Linked DNA regions of Homo sapiens: region 1 is linked to region 2. The links are chromatin loops, found by intact Hi-C in ENCODE. Cell type or tissue: heart left ventricle. All regions are shown on one strand. Links, peaks and the distances in the headings refer to the core of each region. The heading gives the core; the rest is flanking DNA.

Region 1 (13,171 bases), core at 7,121-9,620, 370 kb after region 2:
CAGTTCTTCTTTTGGAGAGCACTGATCTCAGAAAAACGGGAAGAGGCTGTATTTCTTGATTGGCAGTATGAAATTAATATTCAGGGAACTTCATCAGTAAAGCAGACTAGATACCTGCCTTCTGCTATAAAATATAAAATGCTAAATAAAATCTATTTTTTAAAAAATTAATACATAGCTGAACCTGCCAAATAGAAAATTCCTGAGGGAACTCAGAGCAGTAAAGAGCATGCCCCCTCATTTGGGGTCAAGATATGCGGCCTCAGGGTATGTAGTGGGAGCTGGGACTGAGACCCCTGTATAAGAAATGCTGTTTTAAGACTAACATCCATGATGAAGGGCCTTGGAAAATTCTACCCAGTGGCCTTCAGAAGCAGAAAGGAACCTTACAGTCTCCCCAGGTCCCTGAGTGAGAATTGATGAATCTGGAGTCCAAGTTTACACCGTCTGTATGTGCTAGAACTTCAGGCTAAGAAACTTTCACAAGAGGTTACATGAAATTCCAGTTTAGGAATGACAGATCCTTGAGGGACCCAGCCTGTAGCAGATGTAGAACTGCTCCATTGGGTTAGGTTGACAAATCAGTATACCCAAGGCTACGGCAGGAGGAATAAAATCCTATGAAGCCGAGCTCATGATAAAAGATACATAGATGCCACATAAGGAAGTAAACCACCATGAGGAAGAATTAGGGGATGTACAAGCAAGAGATGTTGAAAATCACTAAAAGGGGCCGGGCGCAGTGGCTCACGCCTGTAATCCCAGCACTTTGGGAGGCTGAGGTGGGTGGATCACAAGGTCAGGAGTTCAAGACCAGCCTGACCAACATGGTGAAACCCCGTCTCTACTAAAAATACAAAAATTAGCCAGGCTTGGTGGCGTGCGCCTGTAATCCCAGCTATTCAGTAGGCTGAGGCAGGAGAATCTCTTGAACCCGGGAGGCGGAGGTTGCAGTGAGCTGAGGTCGCGCCACTGCACTCCAGTCTGGGTGACATAGCGAGACTCCATCTCAAAAAAAGAAAGAAAATTACTAAAAGGATGAAACGAATAGAATCTATAATGGAAGAAAAAGACGTAACAACTAATGGGTAGATTTAAAAACAACTGAGTAAAATTTAAAGCATGGAAATAGTCATTGAAAGGTATTCATGGATTTTTTCAAATATTTCAGCATATTGTCCTGATTTATAATTGTTTATAAAGGAATAAGATGGCTTCTACTCTGTTGTCTGCATTAGTAAGGGGAGAGCTTCAGTCTAGAAAGTCTTAATGACTTCACACTGGATTTGTTTTTTACATTTAATCATAAATAATTGTACCCTTAAGTCCTTGATCTTATATGAAGTCAATCAACAAAGTTCATTTGACTGAATTCTGCAAGCTACTGTGTTTGATATGTGATTCATACAAAAGCAGTTTGTCAACAAATATTTATTGAATATCAATATGAGTCAGGCACCCACAGTGGCTTAAAAAAAGGAATTCTAAAATGATCCTTCGTACTTATTTATTGTGAACTTGTTTATATTCTGGAAAAATTGAAAGCAATTTAAATATCCATCCATAAAATATAGTATATTTTGTATAGTATATAGATGGATAGGCTGATAATAAAGAGAGAATATAAGGGCCAGGCACGGTGCCTCATGCCTGTAATCCCAGCACTTTAGGAGGCTGAGGCTGGCGGATCACTTGAGGTCAGGAGTTGGAAACCAGCTGGCCAATGCGGTGAAACCCCATCTCTACTAAAATACAAAAGTTAGTCGGGCATGGTGGCAGTGCCTGTAATCCCAGCTACTTGGGAGGCTGAGGCAGGAGAATTGCTTGAACTTGGGAGACAGAGGTTGCAGTGAGCCGAGATTGAGCCACTACACTCCAGTCTGGGTGACAGAGCAAGACTCTGTCTCCAAAAAAAAAAAAAAAAAGGAGAGAGAGAATATAGGACAGATCAGAGGTTGCCAAACTTTTTCTGCAAAGGAACCAATGGTATGTTAGGCTTTGCAGCCCATCAGGTCTTTGTCATGACTACTGGACTCTGTCCTTGTAGCACAAAAGCAACCATAGACGATGGATGTGACTGTGTTCCAATAAAAATTTATTTACAGGCCTGGCACGGTGGCTCATGCCTGTAATCCCAGCACTTTGGGAGGCCTAGGCAGGTAGATCACTTGAGGTCAGGAGTTTGAGACCAGCCTGGCCAACATGGTGAAACCCCGTCTCTACTAAAAATACAGAAATCAGCTGGGCATGGTGGTGCACGCCTGTAATCCCAGCTACTTGGGAGGCTGAGGCAGGAGAATCACTCGAACCCAGGAGGCAGAGGTTGCAGTGAGCCGAGATCGAGCCCCTGCACTCCAGCCTGGGAAACAGAGCGAGACCTTGTCTCAAAAAAAAAAAAAAAAAAAAAAAAAAATTTACAAATACAGGCTGTGGGCCTAATTCAGCCCAAGGACCATAGTGTGCCAAGCCCTGGGAGAGATTTGCAGGTGCAGACAGAGCTCTCCAAGACATTTTGATGAGTTGGAAAGTCAGTAAATAGAACAATATATACAGCATGATCCTAGTTTATGGAAAACAAACAGTTTATATAAATTTACAAAAATATGCCAGGGATGGTGGCTCACAGCTGTAATCCCTGCACTTTGGGAGGCTGAGACGGGCAGAACACCTGAGGTCAGGAGTTCAAGACCAGGCTGGGCAACATGGTGAAACCCCATCTCTACTAAAAAACAAAAAATTAGCTGGGCGTGGTGGTGCATGCCTGTAATCCCAGCTACTCAGGAGGCTGAGGCAGGAGAATCACTTGAACCCAGGAGGCAGAGGTTGCAGTGAGCCAAGATCACACCACCGCACTTTAGCGTGCGCAACAAGAGTGAAACTCTATCTCAAAAAAAAAAAAAATTCTTTTTACAAAAATATCTGAAAGGCTATACACCAAACTGTTAACAATCTGAAGAAAGAGAAATAAGGAGAAAAGGAGTTGAAGAGGACTCTTTATTTTATTCTTTTAGATTGTTTGAATTTTTAGAGAATGTACTTACATATTATTTGTATGTCTAAAAACAAAATGTAAATATTGGACCACTGATAGTTTCAAAGGTTTTTCTAGTTATTTATCAGCTGATCTCTGATGAAGGCACAAAATAAGTTGGTATTTGATTTGAGAATTTAATGGACAAAGCAGAATTACTACCAGAACAGAGTAAGCTTATAAGCCTTGAGGAGAGTTGTTCTACCACTGTTATTGATAGCACCAGCTTGAATCAGAAGTAGTATAGTTGATCTACCAACTCTCAGTTCTGGATTGTGATGTGAAACATTATCAGGAGATTTAAGGTTGAAAGTTATAGACAGTCTTTTTGAAGACCCAAAGAATCTTGTGCTATAGAGGACAATAGATTTAAGAACCGTTGGCTTATGGTTATAATGAGTGGCTGTACCTTTCCATGACTAGCTCCAGATAATTTTGCAATTTTAAGTTCAGGCTAAAAGAAGTTGTCTAATATATGCCAGTGTATATTTAGCCTTGTATTGCCATTGACTTGTGTATATACATTATTTCTAGGTTACAAATAGTTGAAATTTGCCCTCTTTGGCTATATTAAGTCTTTGTCTACATTAGACTATCACTCAGAATTAAACCTGTAACTGGCATATAATAAATTTATCAGATAGCAGAAATATTCAGTTAATGTAGGAGAATGCACAGGCATCCTAAGCCCATTTTTGCTTTCTTGATATGTCTTCCTGTTAAACATGATAGAAATTCTCTTTTACTGGACTCCCTGGATGATGAAGCACACATAGCTAGGACACCACAAGTTATTAGACTCCTTATGCTATCAGTGTCGTATGTGCTAGAACCGCCTCTGGAGAGCAAGATCTGGGTTACCTCTTGGAGACTTCCATTGCCCAACGATGCCAGAGGTACCCGTGGAGAATCACTTGTGTAGGGTTTGGTATTGACTGGGGAAAACTGTAGGAAAGGTTTGAGGGTCTGAGATTCTCAGCCACACTTCTGTGTAGTAATTAGTTTAATGGATAGGGCGGTAGCTTTCAGGATGTCAGGTGTTTGGAAGCTCCACAGATTTCTGAATTTGTGTATATTTAAAACTACATAAAAACGTACCTTCTTAAAGGTATAATTCCCAAATTTTAACATCAACATATCAGCTTTAGCTATCAGCCTACCTATTCATTTGTATTTTTCCTTCCATCTCTAATTAATTGAAGATTATACTGTGATTGCAAGGCAAGCCATTAAAAAAAAACTGCTAATATTGGTTATTTATCTACATGAAGAACGTTAAGATGTTCTCTGTGTCATGTACTCAAAATTAAATAAAGAAATTAGAGGTTGTGGTAGGTAAGTGAATTGCGAATGTCATGCACCTCTGACCTCACGTTTTTAGTTCATCACAGCTGCTTCATTGTTCTCATTAACTTTGAAAGTAAATATTAAAATTGCAACTCAAAATAAATCTGTACTGTTTTACATATCTGAACACAGTATATTAATATTTCATATAAGACTTTTTAGAGTTTTTCTAGTATTTTGGAAAACCAGTGAAATAGTGGATTGGCTACTGGTTCTGTGCTAATAGTGTTTATAAGTGGAATGGGACTTTTTTTAATATGAAGTCACCCAAGGAATTTGCTTTTTCTGGAGGCACGTTATTTCATGAAGTCCAGTGTGTTATCACTAGACTAAAGTCTTTTCTGTTTGGGAAGTCTGTCGGTGGGGACAGGGGTCATAATAACCTTTGCTAGTTGTTCTTTGATTTTTGGTAATGGCTTGATCTAATCAAATATCAGAGATTATCTTAGTTCTACCTGCTCAGCAAAAACCAGGAAAAAGAGTTAACATATTTGAGGGGTTTTTTTTGTTTTTTGTTTGTTTGAGACGGCGTCTCACTCTGTCACCTAGGCTGGAGTACAGTGGCGCAATCTCGGCTCACTGCAACCTCCTCCTCCCAGGTTCAAGCGATTCTTCTGCCTCAGTCTCCCAAGTAGCTGGGACTACAGGAACACGCCACCACACCTGGCTAATTTTTTTTTGTATTTTTATTAGAGTTGGGGTTTCACCATATTGGCCAGGCTGGTCTTGAACTCCTGACTCAGGTGATCCACCCTCCTCAGGCTCCCAAAGTGTTGGGATTACAGGCGTGAGCCACCATGCCTGGCTATATTTGAGGTTTAAACTGAAAAGTATCAGACAGCAAAAAGGAATAGTTTAAGTTGGGCTTGACTGTTACCCTAATATGCACTAAGTTTCAAAAATACATTCTTTAATTTGCATACCACCCTACTCCAGAAGTAATGTAGAAATAGTCTCAACATCTGGTGATAGCATTAAGGTTTATGTAAGACAGTCTGCAGCCTGCCTCTTATAAAAAGAAGGGGGTAGGCCAGGCACGGTGGCTCACGCCTGTAATCCCAGCACTTTAGGAGGGCAAGGCAGGTGGATCACGAGATCAGGCGTTCAAGACCAGCCTGACCAACATGGTGAAACCCCGTCTCTACTAAAAATACAAAAAATTAGCTGGGCATGATGGTGGGCGCTTGTAATCCCCAGCTACTTGGGAGGCTGAGGCAGGAGAACTGCTCGAACCCGGGAGGCGGAGGTTACAGTCAGCCAAAGATCGCGCCATTGCACTTCAGCCTGGGTGACAGAGCAAGACTCACACACACACACACACACACACACACACACAAAAGGAGTGAAAAGGATTGAAAGCAACAAAATAGTATGTAGTCATCTTCTCAAAGGAACCAAAGTAATGGGCTGATTATCTTCAGCTTCCTGAAGAAGCTGAATGTTTGTATGTAGGAAGTCCCATGTGTTATCTTGGCAGGAAGTAGAAAATATGAGTAATTTGGGGACGCAGAATCTTTCGTCACTTCCCTCCATCGCGTCTCATGTCCAGGATCTTCCCAGGAGTCGTAGGAAATGTAGCATCCATGCAGTTAGTCGTTTACCTCCTAGGAAACCTTTGTGCTCTTAGGAGACAGTGGCTTCCCATTGTGGTTAAGTGTAACCCTGTTTGGCTGACCCCTGGATAGAGCTTCATACCCTCAGCACTGCATAGTCACCTTTGACTTGTGGTTAGAAAGATCAGCCATATAGTCCATCATGATGATATGTTATGATGGTTTATACAAGAAACTGGGACTTTTTATCTCAGCCAAAACGCTACTCTTGCTTTAGGATTAGGTGACTTTAACAGGGTTAATAGAGGAATGTCTTTTCAACTCTTATTTCTCTATTATGTAAAGCTGTCCTTGAATAGTCAGCTGTTCTTTCCAGCTGCCACAAATAATTTGTTCTTTGAAAAGCTTAGTGACTTAGTGGGGTCTTTCAGAATAAGGAATTTGTTATGTTCAGGTTTTGGGGTCTTGCCAGTGGTTCTGTTTTGCTTGCTTTAAACAGATGTAAAATGATACTGAGATTATTGCTGATTTATTTTCTGTTGTGCTAGCAGCATTTCAGTACTTTTGTGGTAGGTTGTTTCTTTTACATAAAAAATAAACAAGTAAACCAGCTGCAATCTAAGTAGGAAACATAAGAATTTAGAATGTGTGTGATGGTTAGATTTTACTTCTGATTTCATCAGAAAAGTTGCCCTCTAGACAGTTTTCTGGCATTTATAGTTCATTGCTTATATGAGAGAATAAAATACATATAGTTGATTAAAGGAAGGAAGTTTATTACTTAGGGAAAAGGAAGGTAAAAAAAGACCCTAAGCAATAAAGGCAATTCTTTTTTAAGCAGAATACTTTCATTTTATTTCATTTTTGTTTACCAGTGTTGTTACGAAAACTGCTGCTGGGGCTACTTCAGCTGAGATGATTTGGCTCTTTTTTGTGGCTTTCTTCTTGTTCTGTACATCAGCACTGTGGTTATTACACCAGCTACCAAGAACATCTCACATGCCTTTTGCATATAAGCACTCTTAGTCCAGATAGGGCGATGTCTCAAATCCCCCAAAGATTTTATTTATTGGCCAGGTGCCGTGGCTCACGCCTGTGATCCCAGCACTTTGGAAGGCTGAGGCGGGTGGATCACCTGAGGTTAGGAGTTTGAGACCAGCCTGGCCAACATGGCGAAATACCATCTCCACTAAAAATACAAAAAATTAGTCAGGCGTAGTGGCATGGACCGGTAATCCCAGCTACTCAGGAGGCTGAGACAGCAGAATCACCTGAACCCAGGAGGCAGAGGTTGCAGTGAGCCAAGATCGTACCACTGCACTCCAGCTTGGGTGACAGAGCAAGACTCCATCTCAAAAAAAAAAAATATATATATATATATATACACACACATATATTTAATAATTTTTTTTTGAGAGACAGGGTCTCTGTTAAAGATTTTAAACAAGAAGTTTAAAGTTGCAGAAAGAATTTTGTAGCATGCATTTCTAAATTTGCTCATATTTAACTGTTTTTTGTTTTATTTTCATTTTCTTGGTTAGAGTTGAAATGATAGGAGAAAGTTGTGCATTTCTATCCTTAAAGGTAATTCCTCAACTTGTGTCCTGGAGAAGAATCAGGTCATTTTTCCCAGTTAGATTTTGCTGCTCACATCTGTAGGCAGAACAGTCAGAAGTCTTCAGCCTATTCCCAAGTGATGATCAATGAACTGAAGTACTGGAAGACCTTTTTTGTCAGAGCCTTGGCTGCATATGACTCAGCTCCCAAAGGTGGCTCGTTTCTGTGTAGGCAGTCCTTTGATATTCTGTCATTTCATTTCAGTTTGGCATGGCCACTCCTCTTATCATTGTATAAAGTTGATTTTCTTAAGTTAGCCTCGCTAATGGTTTGTTTTATTTTTCTTCCGAAAGATAAAAAACACATAGTATATAACCATTCGCCAAAGATCTGTGGTGGTTGGTGGCATGGGTTAAAAAAAAGATACAGCAATAGATAGATGATAGTTTCCAGTCATGTGGGTTTAACTTCATTTTCTTTGGTTTGATGCCTCCTTGTAGCAAAGAAAGAAGTTGAAGGCTGGACTGTTTGTTTTAGGTACAGAGGAATCCGATTAGGGATCAGCTCTGTTCCCATAAACCACTGTGCTGAGACCTTTTTGAAGAATTTTAAAAAATGAAAGCATATTGCCTACTGCTATTAGGAAATCTATCAAATAAATAAATAAAAGGCCAGATAATTATTTTCTGATCTTCATAACAACATGGTATGGTTTGTGGCAGAGAGCTTAAAAATGTATTAGATTTGTCTTCAATTCTTGTGTTCTTGGTAATTTTCTGTTTTCCCAAACAGAGAGTAAGATTTTAGTCTCATGACTTTGGCTGATGTCAGTGGGGCTGAAGTTTCTAAATCACCCACGCACAGCTCTAAAACTGTCACTGTGAATTGAGTCCAGGACAACTTGGAAACAAGTTGAGTGTTTTTCAAGTAGGTACTTCAGCATGTTAAGGAGATGTCCATGCAAACTATCACTAAGAGAAAACTCATGACCATAATATAGAGCGTGTTAAACTTCCAGCTGGGTTGTGGGTTTGGGGACATGTTTCAATTAATTAAAAGTGAATTTATGTGAAAAGTTCTTTACTAGAAGCACATTTTAAATGATTTTTTTCTGCTTCTATGTTCATCTCAGACACTCAAACACTGGCCTGAGAGTTTGAATATTGCTGAAACCTTTTTACGTGATAGTGCCACTCCCTTAAAAATCATCATTGCTTAAATCTCTGTAGGGTGTTGGAACTGGTTGGGAAGAAAGGAACAGAAAGAACAGAACTTGGAAACAAATTCTGCCCATAGTGTTCTTGGTCACTTTTGCAGATCAGAATTAGTAGCTGGTTCTCCAGCAAATCTGCCACCTCCTGTGTTGCCCTTAGGTGCCTAAAATATTATAGATTTTCAATAAAACAAAAGAAAAAAAATATACTTTTTTAACTGGATTATAAGACAATAAAATCTTATCTTTAAGTTATCACAAGATGCGATAAATGGATTATGCAAAAGGATATGGAAATGTTTATAAGCAAATCCAAGGAACTTTGAACGACATTAGAGTGTGATGATTTTTTAAAAATTAAAAATTTTTTTTAATTTTGAAAAATGTTAATACAAAGTATTATACATAGGTAATTTATCACATATGTGTCCATGATTCAGAATGAACACATAGTAACATTCTGTCAGACGGCTTCAGATTGTTTCACTTTTTAAGAAACCATTATGGTTAAGTTCAGATTCCCCTTTGTTTCCCTGCCCCATGCATCTTCCTTCCTCCCCAAGGACAAGGACTGTCATGAATTCAGTGCATTCGTAGTCTGTGTTTTATAATTTATTTTCATACATAAACAACATATAATTTGTTTTTGTTTTTAACCTACATAAATACTACCATACAGTACCTCTTTTTGTAATTTGCTTTATTCTCTTCAGCATTATATATTGAGGATTCAGCACGCTGAAAAACATAGATCTACTAATCATTGACTTTGCCTTTTCATAGTCTTTTTATACTTTTTCTGTAGAAGGGAAAGAGAAATGGACTTAAAGATGATGTATTTGAAAGACTTTAGCTGAGTGGGGATTTGTGAAGAGAAAGGGTTTGAGTGGGGTGGGCTTTCAAGTCTGTGCATGGGAAGGATATGATGGATCAACTAATGGGAGAGGAAGAAACCAGAAAGGAGCATGCCAGCTGCAAGTCCTGGGCATCTCTGTGGCAGAGGAGGGGAGGTGCACCATACACCCTGAGTAAGAATAGTGCTCGTGAGGATGGGCAGAAACATGTTTTGGCTTACTAGAAAATAAATAAAGCCGTTTGCCTCGACCACTTTGTTATGCTTCTTGCTGTGGGTCCAGCAGCCTGAAACTCACTTACCCATCTGATAGAATCACAGCAGAGGGAACCTGGGGGAAAATGTGATTCCTCCTTTTTAATTTTATAGATGAGGAAACGGAGGCCTGTCAAGAAGGGACTAGGGTCATACTAGTACATACATACATGCAGAGCCAGGACCTACGTCAAATTTAGTTTGACAGCTGTTTGTCCTTTTGTGTTACTAAATTGATGTTTGACATACTGTAATCAAGGCTGTGTCAGCGCATTCATCTAATTTTAGTTTAAATAGGCATAGTAGGGCCGAGAGAGGAGCATTTGAATAGGATGCATGAGCTAGGCACTATGCTGGAGAGTCTTAATTTGAAGATTCAGCAGTGGGTGAATGGTCCCTGCCCCAGAGAGGGGATAGAGAAAAACCTAAGAGAGTCTCAATACACTGTGCCAGTGGTATTAAGGAGGAGACCTGTGAACCAAGTGGGTGTTAAAGGAAGTGTTACAAAAGGCATGGAATAGGCCTTTGAGGTCTGGGATTCTAGCAGTCTCCTTTCTGGTTTCCTTCCCTCCCCATCATCACTCCAGTCCCCCACAAATCCATGTGTCTGGGCTAAAAGAGATGTTGGCCCAAAAGAGATGTTGGCCCTTAACTGGTGAGTTGATGTAGACAGGACCTGTGATGCTTCCTGAATCAGTCTGTGAGGCATTGCCTAGTGAATGGTATCTGTGGTTGATTTCCTGAGTGAGCCCTTCCCATGAGAGTGTCTCCTCGAGTGTCCCCACAGGCCGATCTTTCATTTGTTTCTGCTTTACCTCTGGCTTCCTGGAACAGTTCTGTTATGTGACTTTATAGCAGCGCTGAGAGCTGATGGTAAGCCTTCTGAGACACAGAGGCTTGGGTTTTTACGTCAGTGGCCCTTGTAGGCCAAGGGAGTGAAAAGTAAAGGAATTGAGATAAAATGCTGTCCTTGCCAAATTGTGGTTTCTGCTTTATCTTTCAAGAAGTCTCCATTTTCTCTTAAGTCACAGTTCCCAGAGGTGCATGTGGGGGTTCCAGTGACCTTTCATGTGTGGTTCCTGTCTCAGAGAATGGGGTGCAAAAAGCCCAGCGTAGTTAAGCTTTTCAGATTTTATATTCTGTGCTTTATTACAGTCATACAAATTTTGTAACCCCTGTTAGGGGCTTTATTAATGTATTTATTTGTAATTTAGACTTACACATTGATGGCAGACACTTTCACTTTTAGTTTTGGTAGCCTCTCAGCTTCCTGTCTGAAAAGTTCCAGACTTACTAGTTTTTGTTGATTAGAAATCACATCTGTTGCTTCCTAAGGGCCAGGAAACTCACCCTTCCCATCAGATCACTTGAGTCGTTGTTCCTCTCATTAAGCTGTAATCTGTCTCCTGGTCTCCAAATAAAGACACAAACACCGAAAAAAAAAAAATCACATCTGCTCGTGTTTTTCCTCCTCCAAATAACATCACAGACCTGCTTCCTAGAAGAGGACTGCAGTGTGTAATTTCAGTCACATTCTCACATGTGAGTGACTTCACTTTGAAATTCAGAGGCCACTTGTGGCAGCAGTGGAAACTCAGAATCTGGGATCTGTTTGCTTTGTCCATGTGACCTTGGGTTTGCTTTCTTTTCAGATTGCAGTGCTTTTGTCCACAAAGGCTGCCGAGAAAGTCTAGCCTCCTGTGCAAAGGTCAAAATGAAGGTAAGACTTTCTGGCTAAAACAAGGCTTAAAATAAAAGGGTTTAAACCAGCAAAATCCTCGGGAGTTGGGAGAGTTGAGGTTGTGGTGGATTTTGTTTATTTTAATCATTTGGTACCAACTTTGAGAACAAATTATAACTAAAAAATATTTTTTCTCTTAAGCGATCAATCTTCTTCTTGAGTAACACTGGAGAATTAGACTTTCAGAAAAGAAAACGCTTTCAGAACTTCTTCACGTTCAATATACATTTCTTCGTGATTTTAATATTTCCGTATTGCTCTTAAAGTGGTTTTCTTCTTAACTACGTCTGCAGGCCTACCCTGCTGTTCATACACCTGTCTTCCTCCTTCAGGACTATCAGGGCAGCAGGTGGAGGTCAGGGGCATTGACCTGCTGGTGGGGGTGGGGAGGGTGTTATGGTTAGCCCCAGCCTGTCTGGTAGCACTTTTCTCCTCAGGTATGTAATATAGGTGGCTCTGATCACATGACGTAAGAATAGAAAGTGCCTGTTTTATGGTGGTATCTGCCCTGAGCATGTATGCTATGTAATCATGCTTTCCCAGTGGCCCTTAAAAAAAAGTGTGGGTTAAGGGCCATACCTTTTAGGTAGCCTGTGAGGTTTTCAATGTTCTAGTCGCCTGTAAGTGTCTCTTCATTCCTTGTCAAAGGAGTGCTTTCCAACTTCGTCGACACAGATGATTAATGAGCTGTGTGCTTCGTCAGTCACCAAACACAGTTATCTAGTGCCATGACCTCAACCTGGAATGTGCATCAGAATCAACTCGAGGGCTTATTGAAAGACAACTTACTGAGCCCCACTCCCAGAGTCTCAGATTCTGGGGGAGAGTCCAGGAATTTGCATTTCTAGTAAGTTCCCAGATGATGCTGATAGTCCGAGGACCTTACTTTGAGAAGCACTAAAACTAGTGTCAAAATGGCAAAGAATAGGATAGCCAGATCTTCTTTAGCCTATGGACACATATTTTGTTTGGCTCATGTAGTATTTTTAAAATGTGAGTTAGTGCAGCTCTTTCAAAATCATGTTTTATATCAGTTTGGATTCTTAAGTTCTCCTGAAAAAACTGGAAGATTTATAACCCTTGGCTCCCTGATATTTCCCTGTACCCAGCACTCCCAGTTTTTCCTTTTTTCCATAGTACTTATCACCTTCTTAGAGTCTGTATTTACCCATCTTTATTTATTATTATATAGTTTTTTATAGTCTGTATCTTCCCCCCACTAGAATATAAGCTCCAAACTCATTAAGCAGGCTGAGGGCAGGAGTTGGCTCCATCAGTGGCGCCTGAGCACCTCACAGGGAGGGAGGGATGGCTGGAGCTGAGTGGTGCTGCCTCCTTTAGACAGGATATGCCAGTTCCAGGCTGCCACTGCCTTCCCACACCCCACCCCACCCCAGCTTGCTTCTGTCATTTGTTGCCTGCCGGCACCATAGTCATTTGAGTTTGTGATCTCTGATAAGACTCAATTGTTGTGAATGTACTAGTTTATACAGAATGATCATGATAGAGACATAGCATCTCCCATATAAGAGAATATAACCTAAAAGGGGGAATTTTATTTTATTTTATTTTATTTTATTTTATTTTATTTTATTTTAGAGACAGAGTCTCACTGTGTCAC
Region 2 (17,437 bases), core at 5,867-8,366:
GTTACTTCCTGTTCATTCTGCTATCAAAAGAGCCCCCTGTGGTCGAAAAAGCTCCACTTGATGGCTTTCTAGGTTTTTTTCCTAGATAAATATTCCATGTCCGTATAGACTGGTTAAGATGTTAACATACATCATCTTATTTCTTCCTTACAACAATAGCCCTGGGAATTAGGAAGGTTGAGTATCATTAATATTATTATTACTCCTTTACAGATGTGAAAACTTAGGCTGAAAGAGGTTACATAACTTGTCAAAGATCAGATTATGTCAGGCACGGTGGCTCACGCCTGTAATCCCAGCACTTTGGGAGGCCGAGGCAGGTGGATCACCTGAGGTCAGGAGTTTGAGACCAGCCTAGCCAACGTGGTGAAACCCCATCTCTATTAAAAATACAAAAGTTAGCTGGGCATGGTGGCATACACCTGTATTCCCAGCTACTCTGGAGGCTGAGGCAGGAGAATCGCTTGAACCCAGGAGGTGGAGGTTGGAGTGAGCCAAGATCACACCACTGCACTCCAGCTTGGGCAACAGAACGAGACTCCATCTCAAAAAAAAAAAAAAAAATTAGATTATGTGCAAGAAATAAGGCCAGGGTTACTCAGATCCTCTGCCTCTCATGCACACACTACCTACTAAACCACACTGCTTCACACAAATTAGCAGTCTTCATTTACATTTTCACAGACCAATTTTGTTATTGTTGTTGTTAGAGACAACATCTTGCTCTGTCACCCAGGCTGGAGTGCAGCAGTGTGATCATAGCTCACTGCAGCCTAAAACTCCTGGGCTCAAGCCGTCCTCCTGCCTCAGCCTCCCGACTAGCTGGGACTACAGGTCCCTCCCGACTAGCTGGGACCACGCCTGGCTCAGGCCAATTTTAAAGAGGAGAAAACTTACAGATCTGGAACAAAAGCTGAGATCTCTTCTCACCATTTGTGCATTTCCTCTTAGAAAAAAAAAAATATATATATGGGCCGGGCGCGGTGGCTCACGCCTGTAATCTCAGCACTTTGGGAGGCCAAGGCGGGCGGGTCACCAGGTCAGGAGATCGAGACCATCCTGGCTAACATGGTGAAACCCCATCTCTACTAAAAATACAAAAAGAAATTAGCCGGGCGTGGTGGAGGGCACCTGTAGTCCCAGCTACCTGAGAGGCTGAGGCAGGAGAATGGCGTGAACCCGGGAGGCGGAGCTTGCAGTGAGCTGAGATCGCGCCACTGCACTCCAGCCTGGGCGACAGACCGAGACTCCGTCTCAAAAAAAAAAAAAAAGATATGAGTGGTTCATTTCAAAAGTCTAGAGCTCTTGCCCTTGAATTACAGCATTGAAGTCACCTTATGATGTGGTGGCTAAGGTGCTAGGAGGCTCAGTGAGAACTTACCCTAGAGACAATGGACGTGGCTTCATGGCCAAACAGGTGCCCAAACTCTGTGTTTCCATTTTCTTCCATGCCTCAGTCAGCCCAGGTTTGCCCTAATGTCTTATTCTTCGTTTTCAGCTGAGCGTAGTCAGTAGTGAAAACAAGTCACAGCTTTTGAGTTTTACTTAGTTACAAAGACTATTTACTAGTATTGAGGAAAGATACTCATTTTGTGGAGCTTCCAAATCCCTGCTCCTTGAGTTTGACTATCTGGATTACATTAAAGATATAATGGATGCATAGAGACATCAAATGGACAGAGCATGTCACAAAAGTTATGTATAAATTATATTTTTGGAACTTGGAATATATTTCACCATAGGGAAATTGTATTGTGCTTTTTAAAAGGCATGACTAAATGATGAAATAAATGGATAATAAAGTTCCCAAGCCAGCACACAAAAGCCTGTTAAGTGTGTTTTTAACCCATAATATACCTAAAGTATAAAGCCAAGTTAGTATTTCAGATACATTTGGTTCTGGGCACCAAATATGGTTTTCATAGGAAGACACATTTTTCCAAGTGGAAACACTTCTAGTGCCTAAACAACATAAGGGCAAGAGAACTAACATTTAGCTTCTGCAAAGCATTAAGGACACTGAGTCACAAAATGGTTAATAACATTTTAGGGTGTATTAATGCTATGCTCAAAGACATGTAGGCAGAGCCAGAATTTAAGCCAAGGTTTATCTCAGCCTGTGCTGTTTCTACTAAGCTTAGTTATCTCTGTAGGTTTATATTCCAAATATTCTGAACTGAGGACAACTTGTCTCCCCAACCCCTACTCCACTTCCTTTGGTACAGTAAGAGGTGAGATGAAGGATGGTACTCCAGAACAGCCAATCTCAAACCTGACCAGGCATCAGAATCACCTGGCAGGCTTGTTAACCAAGATTGCTGGGCCCCATTCCTTGTGTTTCTAATTCAGTAGGTCTGAGTGGGGCCTGAAAATTTGCATTTCTGACAAGCTTCCAAGTGATTCTAATGCTGCTTGTCCAGGGACCATGCTCTCAGAATTCATTAGGGCTTCCCTAATAAGTCTTCTCAACAAATAGCCAATCCTTGAAACGATCAATGATTTTCATAGCTGGTAACAAGGAATGATGAAATTCACTGAATCTTCAAGCACTATAATTATGATTAGTACCTGAAGGGAGCGAGCAGGGCATGGAGAGACAATATAGAAAGGAAACAAATTGTTCTCAGCAAGATTGCACTCCATGCATAGATTTCATTTTCTGCAAAGAAGAAAAGAAGCAAACAATACAGAAATCAGCAGGGAACATTGGGCTTTGAAGATAAAAGCAATAATCAGGCATTGTGGCAACAGCATGATAACTATAAAACAATTGAGTTTACCCCCTTTTTTTCCCAATGCCCAGAGGGAAGCTTAATCAACCAACACATATTTATTGAGTTCTTACAGTGTGGTCAAACAGGAGTGGGTAAAAGTATGGGAAATAGCACTTGACCTCAACAAGTTACAGTGATGCCTCATTGATCAGTTTCTTGGGGGAAGGAAGCATGCCACAAAGTGAAATTCCCAAATAAGTAAAGCTAACTCCTTAAAGTACTCAAATGTTATTTGAAGTATATTTTTTATTTTAAAAAAGTCTTCTGGCCGGGTGCAGTGGCTCACGCCTGTAATCCCAGCACTTTGGGAGGCCGAGACGGGCAGATCACCTGAGGTCAGGAGTTTGGGACCAGCCTGACCCACATGGTGAAACCCCATCTCTACTAAAAATACAAAAATTAGCTGGGTGTGGTGGCACATGCCTGTAATCCCAGCTACTCGGGAGGCTGAGACAAGAGAATCTCTTAAACCTGGGAGGCGGAGGTTGCAGTGAGCCAAGAATGCGCCATTGCACTCCAGCCTGGGCAAGAAAAGTGAATCTCTATCTAAAAAAAAAAAAAAAAAAAAAAGTCTTTCTGAAATCCATACCATCCTACCATTTTAAACAGAACACAAAAACATGGTTTAAGTTTTTCTTGATGATTCTAGGCCAGCACTACAGATATCTCCCTTTAGAATATTAAGTAATGACCATAGGCTATTGAGGAAGTATGTTGCTGTTTACCTACATTTAAAGAGCTTAAGTCTGGACTTAGTATTTGAATTTTCTCCATCGATTGCCATCTTATCTCTGCCTTTATTGGTCCACCTTCTAATAGCTCCACTTCACTTCCTATTTGCTGTTTTTTCTCTGCTATGGATTAAAAGCATCTGATAAGAACCAAGCCTATGAGCGAGGGCCTGAGTATTTTACCTACAAATCGATTGAGTTTTAGGAGCTGGCCTTTGTCATTTCATTCCTGACAAGTTCTCATGTGATGCTGATGCTGATCAAGGAGCCACACTGTGAGAACTTATTAGAGCTTCCCTAATAAGTCATCTCTACAAATGCAAATATTTCTTCCCTTAGTGCAGGAAGCCAGTTTGAAGGCTTCTAAATATACCTTCGCTTTGAGAGGATGTTTGACCTAAAGGAAAGGATGCTTCCTTTCTCCTGAACAAACCCCTTTAGGGCCCTATTTTCATCTTTGGAAATTTTCTAAGTATTCAGTACAGTATCATATTCCCTGCCCCCAGATTTATGTCACCTACTTATTGGATGGATAAATAAATAAGGGTTGTATAAATGCACATAAATGATTGAGCACTCCCCATAAGCTGGATACTAAGTAGATGTTTTCATCTGTCATCTCCTCTAATCCTCACACACACCTTATGAGCTGGGAATGAATAGCTCATAGTCCAAGCTCAGGAGGGGAGAGTCAATGACCCACTCATTCAAGGTCATAGTAAGTGGCATAGCTGAGATTCCAGCTCAGATCTTCAGACCCCGAGGCCAACGTGCTTTCCATTAGACCACAGTTACCGCCTTATTAAGAGCAAACCAAATGTTGGGGTGCAAGGAAAGATAGCAATTCAGTTTTTAAAAAGACAAATCCACAGCAAGCATAATGGCACCTCCACCCTACACCCAAACCCATGGTAGACGATGTTCTTTCCTGCTGCATATGAACAATCTCAGATCTTTTTCTCTAGAAGCCGGAAAGAATTAGAAGAAGCACAGAATATAAACCCACATGACTTAGCTTCACTTATCTGGAAATTTCACTTGGTGGTGTCTCACTGAGAAACAGTTCACTAAGGGCCAGGTGTGGTGGCTCATGCCCGTAATCCTAACCCTTTGGGAGGCTGAGGCGGATGGATCACCTGAGGTCAGGAGTTCCAGACCAGCCTGGACAACATGGTGAAACCCCGTCTCTACTAAAAATACAAAAATTAGGTGGGCACGGTGGCAGGTGTCTATAATCCCAGCTACTCAGGAGGCTGAGGGAGGAGAATTGCTTGAACCCAGGAGGCAGAGTTTGCAGTGAGCCGAGATCGCGCCACTGGACTCCAGCCTGGTAGAGGGAGACTCTGTCTCAAAATACGTATATATATATATATTTTTTTCTAGCATGAGAATGATGAAACTCTTCTTAAAACATTTTATTTTCTTTTTCCAAATAGTTGTTTCTAACTATAAAAGTAAAACATGTTTATTACAGAAACGTTTGGAAATTACCACAAGTATGAAGAAAAAACTTTCTTTCCCTATGGGGAAGGTAGACATTCTGTAGAACTGACAGATTCTACCTTATCTATCCTACACCAGTAATTCTCAACCAGGGGGCAATTTTGCCCCTCAAGTTGACATCTGGCAATGTCTGGAGGTATTTTGGGTTGTCATAGCTTGGGAGTGCTGCTGGCATCTTGTGGGTAGAGTCCAGGGATGCTGCCAAACAGCCTGCAGTGCACAGGACACTCGGCCTCCTGGTCAGCAAACTGTTAGGCAGCCCAAGATGTCAGCGGCACCACGGTTGAGAAACTGTTTTAGATTACAGCACACGTAAAGGAAGGATTTCTGGTTCCTTGCAGATGTTTGCTGCCTCTCTATCACATTAGTAAAATTAAGTTGAGGGAACTGAAACTGCTGGCTTTGGGTCTGTTTCTGGGTGCGCACACACGAGCTGCAGAAGTCTCACTGGTTTCAGTTATCTCTGGCTGCAGAACTTTTTTGTTTTCTTCCAGCCCAGACGACCTGAAGAAGCATAGATGCTACCCATAGATGAACGTGGCCTTTGGCTCTGCTCACACAGTTTCTCTTTAATCAAAGAAAGACCACAGTAAAGGATATTTACAAGGAAAGGGAAAGTGAAAGGGCGCGGAGAGAAGAGCAGAATCACCAAGGAAAACTCCTCCTACCATGGTCTCTGCAGCCAGCCTCCTTCTCACTGATGTCGGTGTTCTCACGATCCTTTTGCTCCTATTATTTAGTGACCTCGCCACTCTAAGTGTGGTGTCCAGTGCAGCAGAATTAGCACCACCTGGCATCTCCTTAGAAGTGCACAATCTCAGCCCTCCCCAGACCCTCGACTCAAAACTCTGCATTTTAACAAGATGCCCACGTGATTCATCGTATGCACGTTAACATTTGAGAAGCACTGCTCTGAGGTTTCCAAAAGGCAAAATAAAACTGCAGAGTGAACAGCTGCAAAACAGATGCAAAGTTAATCACGTGGGATCACATACGACTCCTCCAGGGGATTTATGACTCTCTGTGGATGGTAGCTGGTAATACAGAAAACAGAAATTTGAAGGAATATGTGGAAAAAAGTAAATGCTGTGCTGCAGCCCTTTGAGTGCCCTAAAGGGATTCACCTTGAGTTAGAGGAAATGCCGTGCCTAACCCCTGAAATAGTTTCATGTACCCTATGAGAGCTCAAGTGTTTGGTGCTTTTGTTTGGGGGGTTTGTTTGTTTTCATTAGGGAACAGAGAATTTATACTGGTGTTCCATGAAAGAAGAGAGATCTATTTGATTAGTATTTCCAACATAGCATTCCACAATACCAAAATTTGTAAGAGGAGTTGATATACGTTTTTAAATAACCTAGAAAATAAGTTAAGGCGAATGGGTCCGGTTCAACTTCAGGTCTGCTTTCAACCTACTCAAATTGGATTGATGTTGTTCATTCAACAAATATCAAGTCTCAGGATCTGTGCAAAGAAGAACTTCAAGGAAAGCAGCCACTAACAGCTGCAAACCCCTGCCATCGCTGCAGACAGCCCATGACAATCGAGGTGGGGAACAGATCTGCTGGGGAGGAGGGTAGGGCCGAGGGCGCAGCTACAGGAAGGAGCAAGGGGGAGTTCTGCACGCCCTTGTGGGTTAGGAAGCTGAGCTCACTGCAGAAATCAGCCTGGTCCTGAACCCTGGACCTGAGCTGCGTGGGGTACAGGTTCAGTCTGACTCATGCACTGGCCTGCGGAACAGACCACAACTCTGCCTGGTGAAGGTTTTCAAAGAACCATGTCAGCAAGTCCTGCTGCCTCCTCAGGCTCCGGAGCTGTGGCCCAGTTTAAGGTGAACAAGTCCCACAAGTCCCACAGGTCTGACTCCCATGACCATGTCCGGAAGCAGCCGCTAGAGGCTGCACTTGGTCCCTTCAAGGAAGAAACGAAAGGGCCTGAGCAAATTTGCAGCTGGCTTTGTTCTGCCTGGAACACTCTGTTCTTTCCTCACATCCTCCCGCCCCGCTGAGGGCTCTCTACACAGGCCTGCAGGAGATCACATGCCAGCCTGGAAGTTAGAGCACCCCGGGGCCTCTAAGTTACCAAGGGAGAGCTGGATGTGCCAAGTGGCCTCCTAAGGGACACTGCCTGGGGGCAGAAGGTTTTGGTTCTCTGATGAGAGGCAACTGTCCTCTGACTTCACTAGGATTCTGAAGCCCAGAGAACCGATTCAGAGAGAGGGCAATCGAGCGAGATGGAGACAGAATGGACCCAAATACTGTCCAAATGTTCAGTGTTCAGTGAGCCGGCTTCTGTCACAGTGAGGTACCTGAGGCGGGGACTGCTCCCCGGGAGGGTGAGTGGGAGTTGACTCTGCAGGGGGAGCTGAGTGGGGAGAAATCAATCAAGCAGAAAAGTGAAGCAGAAGTTTCTAGAGGCTTGCCCCACCTACCAGAGGAGTGTTCAGAGGTGCTTGAACTCTTAAGGTCACTGGACATTTTTAACTGGGGTGAGGACTCGGACAGATTCACAACAAGGCAAGCAGCAGAAAGTGGCTCCTGAAGTGCTTCTTGAGAAATGTGAGCCAACACATGACAATCACACACAACACCTGAGAGATGCTGGCATTGCTATAGGGAAGGGGTATGACCCACCCTTTGGGAGCACCCATTCCCCCTACCCCGCCCCGCTCTGTGTTTAGTGCTTTCTACGTTCCATTGTTAGTGATGTTCAGTGACCTCACAGCCCGGTGGGGCAAATATAAATATCCCCATTTCTCTAATGTGGAAAGTAGGACTGGAAGAGGTTAAGTAACTTGCCAGGGTCAGCTGGTAACAATGACAGAGCTATGATGCTTGTTTGTTTGATTTGGCTTGTAATCAGGTAATATAGTCATATGATTCAAAAATCAAAACCGTAGAAAGGGGGCCAGGCGCGGGGGCTCATGCCTGTAATCCCAGCACTTTGGCAGGCCAAGGTGGGCAGATCACCTGAGGTCAGGAGTTTGAGACCAGCGTGACCGACATGGTGAAACCCCATCTCCATTAAAAATACAAAAATCAGCCCGGCGTGGTGGCATGTGCCTATAATCCCAGCTACTGGGGAGGCTGAGGTAGGAGAATCTTTTGAGCCCAGGAGGTAGAGGTTGCAGTGAACCAAGATCATGCCACTGCATTCCAGCCTGGGTGACAGAGCATGACTCTGGCTCAAAAAAAAAAAAAAATCAAAACTGTAGAAAGGTATACAATACAAAGTCTCCTGTCTGCTGACCCCCGGATTGTCAGTTTCCCCCATCTGTCTCCTTGCCACAAACACAGGTAACCACCATTTGTTCCTTGTATACTTTTAGGATTTCTTTTTTGTTTGTTTGTTTGAGACAGAGTCTCTCTCTGTCGCCCAGGCTGGAGAGTAGTGGCACTATCTCAGCTCACTGCAAGCTCCACCTCCTGGGTTCACGCCATTCTTCTGCCTCAGCCTCCCAAGTAGCTGGGACTACAGGCACGTGCCACCACGCCTGGCTAATTTTTTGTACTTTTAGTAGAGACGGGGTTTCACCGTGTTAGCCAGGATGGTCTCGATCTCCCGACGTCGTGATCCGCCCGCCTCGGCCTCCCAAAGTGCTGGGATTACAGGCATGAGCCACCGCGCCCGGCCACTTTTAGCATTTCTTTATGCATATTCCAGTTAATAGAGTACAAAGTCTTATTTTTCTCCATTTTTACACAAAACATGGCATACCGTGCATACCGTTCCATGCCTTGCTTTTTTTTCTTTCAGCACATAAAGAGCTTGAGATCAACAAAATATCTTGAGATCTTTTCATTACCAGCACATAAAGAGCTTCCTCATTCTTTTCATTTTGCAGCTGCACAATATTCCATTGCATGGACATACCGTAATTTAATGGAGCAGTCTTCTGTTGGTGGACATAGGGTTGTTTCCCGTCTTTTGCTACTATAAACAATGTTGCAGTGAATAACCTTGTACCAGCATCATCATGCACATGCCAGAGCCAGGAGCCCACATCTATCTGGATCTAAATCGTCTAGGTTCTCTCTACCCCAAAGCTGACACAGGACTGATCATATGCCAGCTTTGGTAGATAAATGCTCATATCTCTCTTCCCACTCCCACCCTCTATCTTCCTATTTTCTTTTCCTGTCTGTTCATATTTGAAACAACTACAAAGACTCCAGACGGAGAGTTCTTGCCATTTTATCTCTTTCTGTGGTTGCTTTGCTTCATTCTTTAAATACCGAGTCTGACTGTAACTGGGCTGTACCAGAGACAAAATCTACAGATGTTCTTCTGCATAAACATGGAATTTCAGCTACCAATGGGATCACAGTGTCTCATCCATGTGCCAGGGAAGTGCAAATCCTGCATACTGTAGCCCACAACAGGCTTGGATCCCAGCTTAGAACTGGAAAAAGACCTGCTAGAGGCAGCCTGCTGCTACGGAAGCCAGCATTTGTCTCCGTTTCTGGCTGTTGACCTAAAGGGACATTAAATGAATAGTGACAACATTAGGCAGGTCCAAGAAAGTCTATCTCTGGGAAAGAGAAAATCCATCACCCAAACTTTCATCCTTGTCATCTGTGGTCATTTTGTCATTATCTATCTATCTATCTATCTATCTATCTATCTATCTATCTATCTATCTATATTTTTTGAGTCAGAATCTTGCTCTATTGCCCAGGCTGGAGTGCAGTGGCACAATCTCTTCTCACTGCAAACTCCACCTCCCGGGTTCTAGCAATTCTCCTGCCTCAGCCTCCCTAGTAGCTGGGAGTACAGGCACCCCCCACGCCCAGTTAATTTTTGTAGTTTTTTTAGTAGAGACGGGGTTTCACCATATTGGCCAGGCTGGTCTCGAACTCCTGACCTTGTGATCTGCCCGCCTTGGCGTCCCAAAGTGCTGGGATTACAAGTGTCAGCCACCGCACCTGGCTTATCTATATTTATACCTAGATTTTCAGACTCACCTTTTTGGCTTTTTATCCCTCAAAATAAGATTTGGCAATTAGAGAACTCTAAAATAAATAAATAAATAAATAAATAAATAAATAAATAAAACTGGACGTAGGTTGTTTTTAGTCATGTGATTCTGACTATCGCCTGCATGGTGGACTGAGAGATGGGTTCACTCTGTTTTGGAGACATTTCCACTGGACTGCTCTTTCTTGAGCACTTACTGCATACCAGTTGCTCTGTTGATGAAGGATATAAGGCCCAGGTGCTCCTCTCCAAAAGCAGATTCAGACACTTACCAAATATTTTCAAGGCAGAAAGAGACATCACTTCAAAGTAATATGGGCTATGATATAGGTAGAGAAGCATGCCCGGGATCTCCTTGAGAGGGGGTACTTAGCCTAGACTGGGGAGAGAGAGGAGGAGAAGCAAGCAGTTCAGGGAGGCTTAAGATGCTTGAGGCCGGGCACGGTGGCTCATGCCTGTAATCTCTAGCACTTTGGGAGGCCAAGGCAGGTGGGTCACAAGGTCAGGGGTTCGAGATCAGCCTGATCAACATGGTGAAACCCCCTCTCTACTAAAAATACAAAAATAAGCCAGGTGCGGGGCCGGGCGTGGTGGCTCACACCTGTAATCCCAGCATTTTGGGAGGCCGAGCTGGGCAGATCACGAGGTCAGGAGATCGAGACCATCCTGGCTAACACGGTGAAACCCTGCCTCTACTAAAAATACAAAAAATTAGCCAGGCATGGTGGCGGGCACCTGTAGTGCCAGCTACTCGGGAGGCTGAGGAAGGAGAATGGCATGAACCAGGGAGGTGGAGCTTGCAGTGAGTCAAGATTGAGCCACTGCACTCCAGCCTGGGCGACAGACTGAGACTTCATCTCAAAAAAAAAAAAAGTGGGGTGTGGTGGCGCATGCCTGTAATCCCAGCTACTCAGGAGGCTGAGGCGGGAGAATTGCTTGAACCTGGGAGGCAGAGGTTGCAGTGAGCCGAGATTGTGCCACTGGAAAAAAAAAAAGATTCTTGAGTAAGCCCTGAGGAGCCAGCAGGAGGTGCTCAGGCAGGAAAGGTAAACAGCATGGCCAAGAGCAAGGGCCAGAGCAAGGAAATAGTCGCCAAAATGTAACTTATTTTTCTAAACACCGGAAAAATGAAATAGCAAACTAGTAGCCCACATGAAGCAAATTTCAAGGGGGAAAATGGAGATAAAAATTCCTTAAATATCAGCCGTTCCTCTGATCTTTTAGACAGGTCGTCAGTAAGAAGCTCACCCTGATCCTCTCCACCAACCTCGGGAATGCTTTAGCAGAGAGGGTTCCAGACGAGCTTCCCACAACGGACTCAGCCCTTCTGTTTCTTATCTCTGACCTTTGACTGTTTTCTGCTAATTACAAGGAAGGCCTGAGCTTGCATTTTTACAACTGCCGCCAGCACTCAGAACTCATACAATCCCTCTGTATTTCCTTCCAGCTGTTGACTATCAAAAGACAAGTCAATAGCCTCCTGGAATCCTGTAGGATGGTCCGTTTTCCCTAGGAATGGGGATACCATGGAAAGACTGCAAAGCCCAAATCACTGTGTAAATGTAACCTGCCAGTGTTGCCATCAGAATAATGATCACTGTCATATCTCCAGGTATTCATTCGTCTGCCAGATGTGGTTGAAAATTAATACATCAGAGATTCTCTTTAAAATGTGGTCTTTGGTTGGGTGTGGTTATACACCTATAATCCTAGCACTTTGGGAGGCAGAGGCAGGAGGATCACTTCAGCCCAAGAGTTCAAGACCAGCCTGGGCAACATAACGAGACCTCATCCCTACAAAACATTTTTAAAAAATTAGCCGGGCATGGCGACATGCTTCTGTAGTCCCAGCTACTCAGAAGGCTGAGGTGGGAGGATCGCTTGAGCCCAGGAGGTCGAGGCTGCAGTGAGCTGCAATTGCACCACTGCACTTCAGCCTGGATGACAGAGCCAAACCCTGTCTCAAAATTTTTTTTAAAAATTTTAAGGTGGTCTTACAGATCATCTTTCAATAATAATAACACCAGTAGCGATACTTAACATTTATTTAAAGCTTACTATGTCCCAGATATTGTCCTAAGCTCCTTAAATGTTTTTTCTATTTTAATCCCAAGACTTCCTTCTTAAAGCCTGACATGTTGCCTAGTCAAGATTCAAGTGTCCTTGGGTTCAAATCCCAGCTCTGACCACCTACTATTTTGGTAATGTCTCTGAACCTCAGTTTCGTTCTCTATGAAGTGGCCATAGTAATACCTTCCCCCTAGAAGTAAAGGAAATCATCTAGATTAAAGCACCTGATACAAACAGGCTCACAGTGAATATTAGTTACTTTCCCCTATACAGCCATTTTTATTAAAAATGCTTCTATTTTCAAATAATTTAAGATGAAAGATGTAATTAAATGTTTTAACAAAGATAGAAATCAATTGTATCACATCATTCCTCCAAATAATAGAAGGAAAATCTATTGAGTGTGTTCATCTTCTGGGGTCTATATTTCTTAAATAAGTCTATGAATATAAGGAAAGAAATATATGAGCACACGCCTTAGGGCCAGTTAAGGAAATATTTCCTAATCTGGACTCTATCCGCTCAGGGCTCCCTGCCCCCACACCCCATGAAATCATCAGAAAAGGAAAGAGATGCCTGGGCCCTGAGATCCTACCCAATTATAGCTCTAGGTGTTAGGGTCATGTGGAAGTGGCAGGTTTTTGAAATGCTGACATGCTGACACTTAAGCTCATGGCTGGATCCTGTTATAGCTCAGAGAAAGTATATAAAGAAGTTGGCACTAGGTGAGATTTCAAAAAATGAAACGATGCCCAGCATGACGTAAGTGGTGAGGCTTGAGGACAGAAAGGCTGGGGTTTGAATCCCAGCTTCACACTTTCTCACGTGTGACCTTGAGCAGGGATGAATAATGTATTGTCACTGTATACTCCATCTCTTTGCTCACCTGCAAAATGGAGGTAAGAGCATCCTCTTCACAGCATTATTGTGCTCAACAAATGTGCATTCTCTTCTCCTTTTGGTCAAAGGCTTGGTCCATTTGAATCTATCGAGACTCCCAGCTCAGCTCGGCTGCAACCCTGAACCCCTAGTCAGTTGCTGGAAATGTACCTCCAGGCACTGTTTTGTGGGCTTTTAAAAAGGGATCTGCACTGGGATGATTTCCAGGCTCTGCAGCATGTGTCTGTCCACGTGGAGGATGTTTCCCTTCTCAGCTCCTGCTCCGGGGATGTTACCTCGGCTGGCATCTAGCTCATGAACCACGGCAGGGCAGTCACACCACTGTGCTCTCTGCTTCCAACATCCTTTTTGTTTCTAAAGGTAATAATGGGCTTTAATCTTTCTGGAAAATGCTGCCGTCTCCAACTGAGACTACCCCAGTCCCTTTAGTGCTCATGCTTAGGACTCTCAGTCTCTATCTATTTCCTACCCCACAGCCTTTGCTTTCTCTTGCATTTCCTGAGGCGTTTCCCTCTCCTTTCAATGACTGTCTGGATTTCTCATTCTCTTTGTGTTGTTTTTCCTTTGCTGCCTCTTGGGGGCCAAGGTTAAAACCCCGCTCCCTCCTTTTTCCATTGCTCATTCTGCTATTTTCATTCCCTTATCCTTTCTCTCAAAGCAACACAAGAAAGAAGTACCTTGAAAACACCTCACAACCACTCAGCTGGTGGCATTAAGGTTAAGAACTACTGAGCAACTGGATCTGCAGCTACCTTTGTGTTTTACACCAACTGGTATGCAAACATCAAACAGAATAATGGAATTATTAGTATTAAAGATTTCAAGCTGGGCACAGTGGCTCACACCTGTAATCTCAGCACTTTGGGAAGGCCAAGGATGGCAGGTCACTTGAAGTCAGGAGTTTGAGACCAGCCTGGCCAACATGGTGAAACCCCATCTCTACTGAAAATACAAAAATTAGCCAGGCATGGTGGTGCAGGCCTGTAGTCCCAGCTACTTGGGAGGCTGAAATGGCACCACTGCACTCTAGCCTGGGTGACAGAGTAAGACTCTGTCAAAAAAAAAAAAAAAAAAAAAAAAAGATTTCAATTGAATCACATCTTGATAACATTTACAAACAATAAACATACTAATACTATTTTATGCCATTGACACTCCAGAATGGTCCACCCTGGTCAACACTTTAAAAATGCCACGTTGCAGTGAGCCAAGATCGTGCCATTGCACTCCAGCCTGGGCAACAAGAGCGAAAACTCCCTCTCAAAAAAAAAAAAAAAAAAAAAGCCATGCCCACCTCTGCAGTGCCTACCGGGAATCATACAGGATGAGCCTTTTTCTTGGTCTTAGGATGAGCCTTTTTCTTGGTCTTAGTTCTTCATCACTGTCTTTTTTTTTTTTTTTTTTTGAGATGGAGTCTGGCTCTGTCGTCCGGGCTGGAGTGCAGTGGCACAATCTCGGCTCACTGCAAGCTCCGCCTTCTGAGTTCACGCCATTCTCCTGCCTCAGCCTCCCGAGTACCTAGGGCTACAGGTGCCAGCCATAATGCCCGGCTAATATTTTGTATTTTTAGTAGAGACAGGGTTTCACCGTGTTAGCCAGGATGGTCTCGATCTCCTGACCTTGTGATCCACCCGCCTCGGCCTCCCAAAGTGCTGGGATTACAGGTGTGAGCCACCACATCCCGCCTAGTTCTTAATCACTGTCTTTGACTCCTTCTTTATGCTTCATTTCATCCAGGCCCAAGATTACATCTACAGGAATAAGGATCCACAGGAAGTAGTATAAGAACAGAAACAAGCTTTATGAAACCTGGGATTCAGAGGCTGGAACAAGAGAGGTTAGGTTCAGTTTATTTTGAATGACCAGAAGCTAACTCTTCCACTTTCACCGTCTAATAAGTCTCTGAGTTAGGAAGCCTTTCACTTTCCTATTCTCAAGGGCAAGAGTGAAGGATTCTAGATTATTACTAGAAAGGTGTTGATGGACTGGGCATGGCTCACGCCTGTAATCCCAGCACTTTGGGAGGCCAAAGCGGGCCGATCACTTGAGCCGAGGAATTCAAGACTGACCTGGGCAACATGGTGAAACCTTGTCTCTACTAAAAATACAAAACTAGCTGGGTGTGGTGGTGCATGCCTATCGTCCCAGCTACAGGAGGATCACCTGACCCCAGGAGGTCAAGGCTACAAAGAGCCATGTTCATGCCACTGCACTGTAGCCTATGCTACAAAGTGAGATCCTGTCTCAAAAAGAAAAGGTATTAATGCATCCAGGACTAGCCTTACCAATAAATGTGTGGTGCGTGGATAGGCCAGCTGGTTTAAAGGAACAAGATCAAGGTGGACATCGCTTGATTTCATATGCGTTGCCTTGAACCACCCTTCAGATTAAATACCTACTGTGACCATGGCTCACACCTAGAATCTTTGTACTCTAACTAGACATATTGCCTGTAGTCCTTCCCCGTATTTCCTGGACCCTAAACCCCACTATTTTCCCACACCCTATCCCATGGATGGTGTTCTCACTCAACTTGCCTCCCAAGTGGGACCCTGACACCAATCACAAAACACACTCACACTCCACCACACACACACACACAGACACACACACACACACACACACACACACACACACACACTTCCCTCTTTCCCCTCTGAATCCCTTGTACTGCATCGACAGCTATTTCATTCACTTTGTACCTAAATACTGCCTTATGACAATCTTCTGTTGTTAAATGAAAATTATTTATGAGCTGTTGTGCTCCTTACCTCATCACAAAGCTGTGTCATGATAACCTTCCCGTCCTCCACAACATCAACATAGCATTCCTTGCACATGGCAAGTAATTGATGGATATTTGTGGCTAGTCACCTCTTCATCTGATGAATGACTCTCTGGCTCCTCTGAGTTTGGCCTGTCATCTTCAGAGAGGGTCTGGCAGTCTCTAAAGAGGTAGCTGACACTTGGAAAAAGAAAGAGATGCAACTAACTAAGGCTTTAGGACTCCTGTCATCTGGGGGAGGTGAGGGCCTGGTGGCAGAGCCTCCACAAGAGTAACTCCCTGTTTATCCACTGTGTACCAGGAGGCTACAGAAACAGGAGAAGAAAACAGGAAAGGACATCATCACATACTGTAACTCCAAAATATTTATTTACTCAGACAGGCCTCCTCTCTTATCCTACAGACCAGAAGGGAAGTTCCTCCTCCCTTTGGAAAACAAGACTCCAGAGTGGGAAGAAACCCATGGCCTTGGCACAAAGCTCTGCAAGACGTAAATGTACTCTGTGTAGAAGGCCTTACACACTGAAGGCTGCCCATAAAGGGTGAATGAATGAATGAATGAGAGACAGAGAATTTGTGTGTGTATGTGTGTGTGCCTCTCTGTGTGTGTGTGTGTGTGTGTGTGACAGAGAGATAGAGATTGAGACTGGCAAGTATTCTCTAAATAGATCATAGGTCATAAACTTCCAGCTTGTAGACAAGTTGGATTTCCCTAGAGAACTATAATAATAATGTTAGAAACTGCAAATATTTGTTCTTTTTATGTGCAAGGCAGTTATAAATGCTATACATGCACTAATTGATTTCACTGGCACAGTTTTTTGATGTTGATTCTTTTATTACCTTCATTTTGTAAATGAGAAAATTTAAACACAGAGAGGTTAAGTGACTTCCCCAAGGCCACACAGCTAGTGAGTGGTGAACCTGGGAATATGGTGGGAGAGATGTGGAAATTAAAGTCAGAGAAATTTGGGTTGGAAGCTTGGCCCTATCATCTATTAACTGTGTGACCTTTTGCAAGTTATTTAAATTCCCTGAATCACATTTGCCTCATTGGAAAAATCAAGTTAATTGTATCTACATCATAGGGTTGTTGTGAAAGTTGGATGAGTCTTGGGACTTTGAGTTTCCTGTAGTTGAAGGACTAGTAATTTAGACCAACTCTCCTGCTGAAAATAACTAAGCATGCTGGATAATTCTCTTTTCATATTTGTAAAAGCATCAAATTGCTGACAGGATGGTAAGAAATTCCAGCCTCAAGTCTAAGAGAAAGCAAGAACCCAGAGAAATAAGTGGAACATCAAAGCCACCTTTCCTGTGAAGGCATTTGTCCATCTGAATTCTCCAAGCTGCAAAACTGAGCTGTGGTTCTGATGGACTCTGGAAGCAAGAACACAGAAGTCAAGGCTAGGGATTACCAGGAATTCCACAGTCACCTCCTCAAGTCCGTGTGAAGCAGAAGTAAACTGGCCCCTCCCACAACACCCCATGGGGTGATGGAAAGTGAGGTCTTGGCACCAATCAGAGTCAGGGAGAAAGAAAAGAAAAAAGGCCAGGCACAGTGGCTCACGCCTGTAATCCCAGCACTATGGGAGGCTGAGGCGGGCGGATCACGAGGTCAGGAGATCGAGACCATCCTGGCGAACACGGTGAAACTCCGTCTCTACTAAAAATACAAAAAATTAGCCAGGCAAGGTGGC

What was found. Hi-C counts contacts between places; a loop is a spot of excess contacts. Peaks named below come from ENCODE experiments on the same cell type or tissue, not always from the same donor. Only the 100,000 strongest peaks of a DNase experiment are listed, where the experiment ranks them.
Region 1: it touches region 2 in a loop (3-fold over the local background); 5 of 110 quality-filtered maps call a loop at or near these places.

What each region holds. Positions count from the first base shown.
Region 1 is chr15:85,696,558-85,709,728 of GRCh38, forward strand. It overlaps AKAP13 (A-kinase anchoring protein 13), which reads left to right. Exons shown (of 37, transcript NM_007200.5): 18 at 11,462-11,529. Among named protein-coding and RNA genes, the nearest start is that of LINC02883, 56 kb to the right of the region's middle. RefSeq lists enhancers at 1,360-1,529, 10,791-11,100, 12,073-12,202, a cis regulatory region at 1,445 and a silencer at 8,295-8,424. In heart left ventricle, for the core only: no CTCF peak of the experiment used is centred there; no DNase peak of the experiment used is centred there; H3K27ac peaks cover 2,500 bases.
Region 2 is chr15:85,324,402-85,341,838 of GRCh38, forward strand. No RefSeq gene overlaps it. Among named protein-coding and RNA genes, the nearest start is that of MIR7706, 47 kb to the right of the region's middle. RefSeq lists enhancers at 5,186-5,375, 5,436-5,765, 5,967-6,136, 6,819-6,898, 6,989-7,298 and 2 more. In heart left ventricle, for the core only: a CTCF peak has its summit at 6,889; a DNase peak (open chromatin) is centred at 6,970; H3K4me3 peaks cover 959 bases; H3K27ac peaks cover 2,500 bases.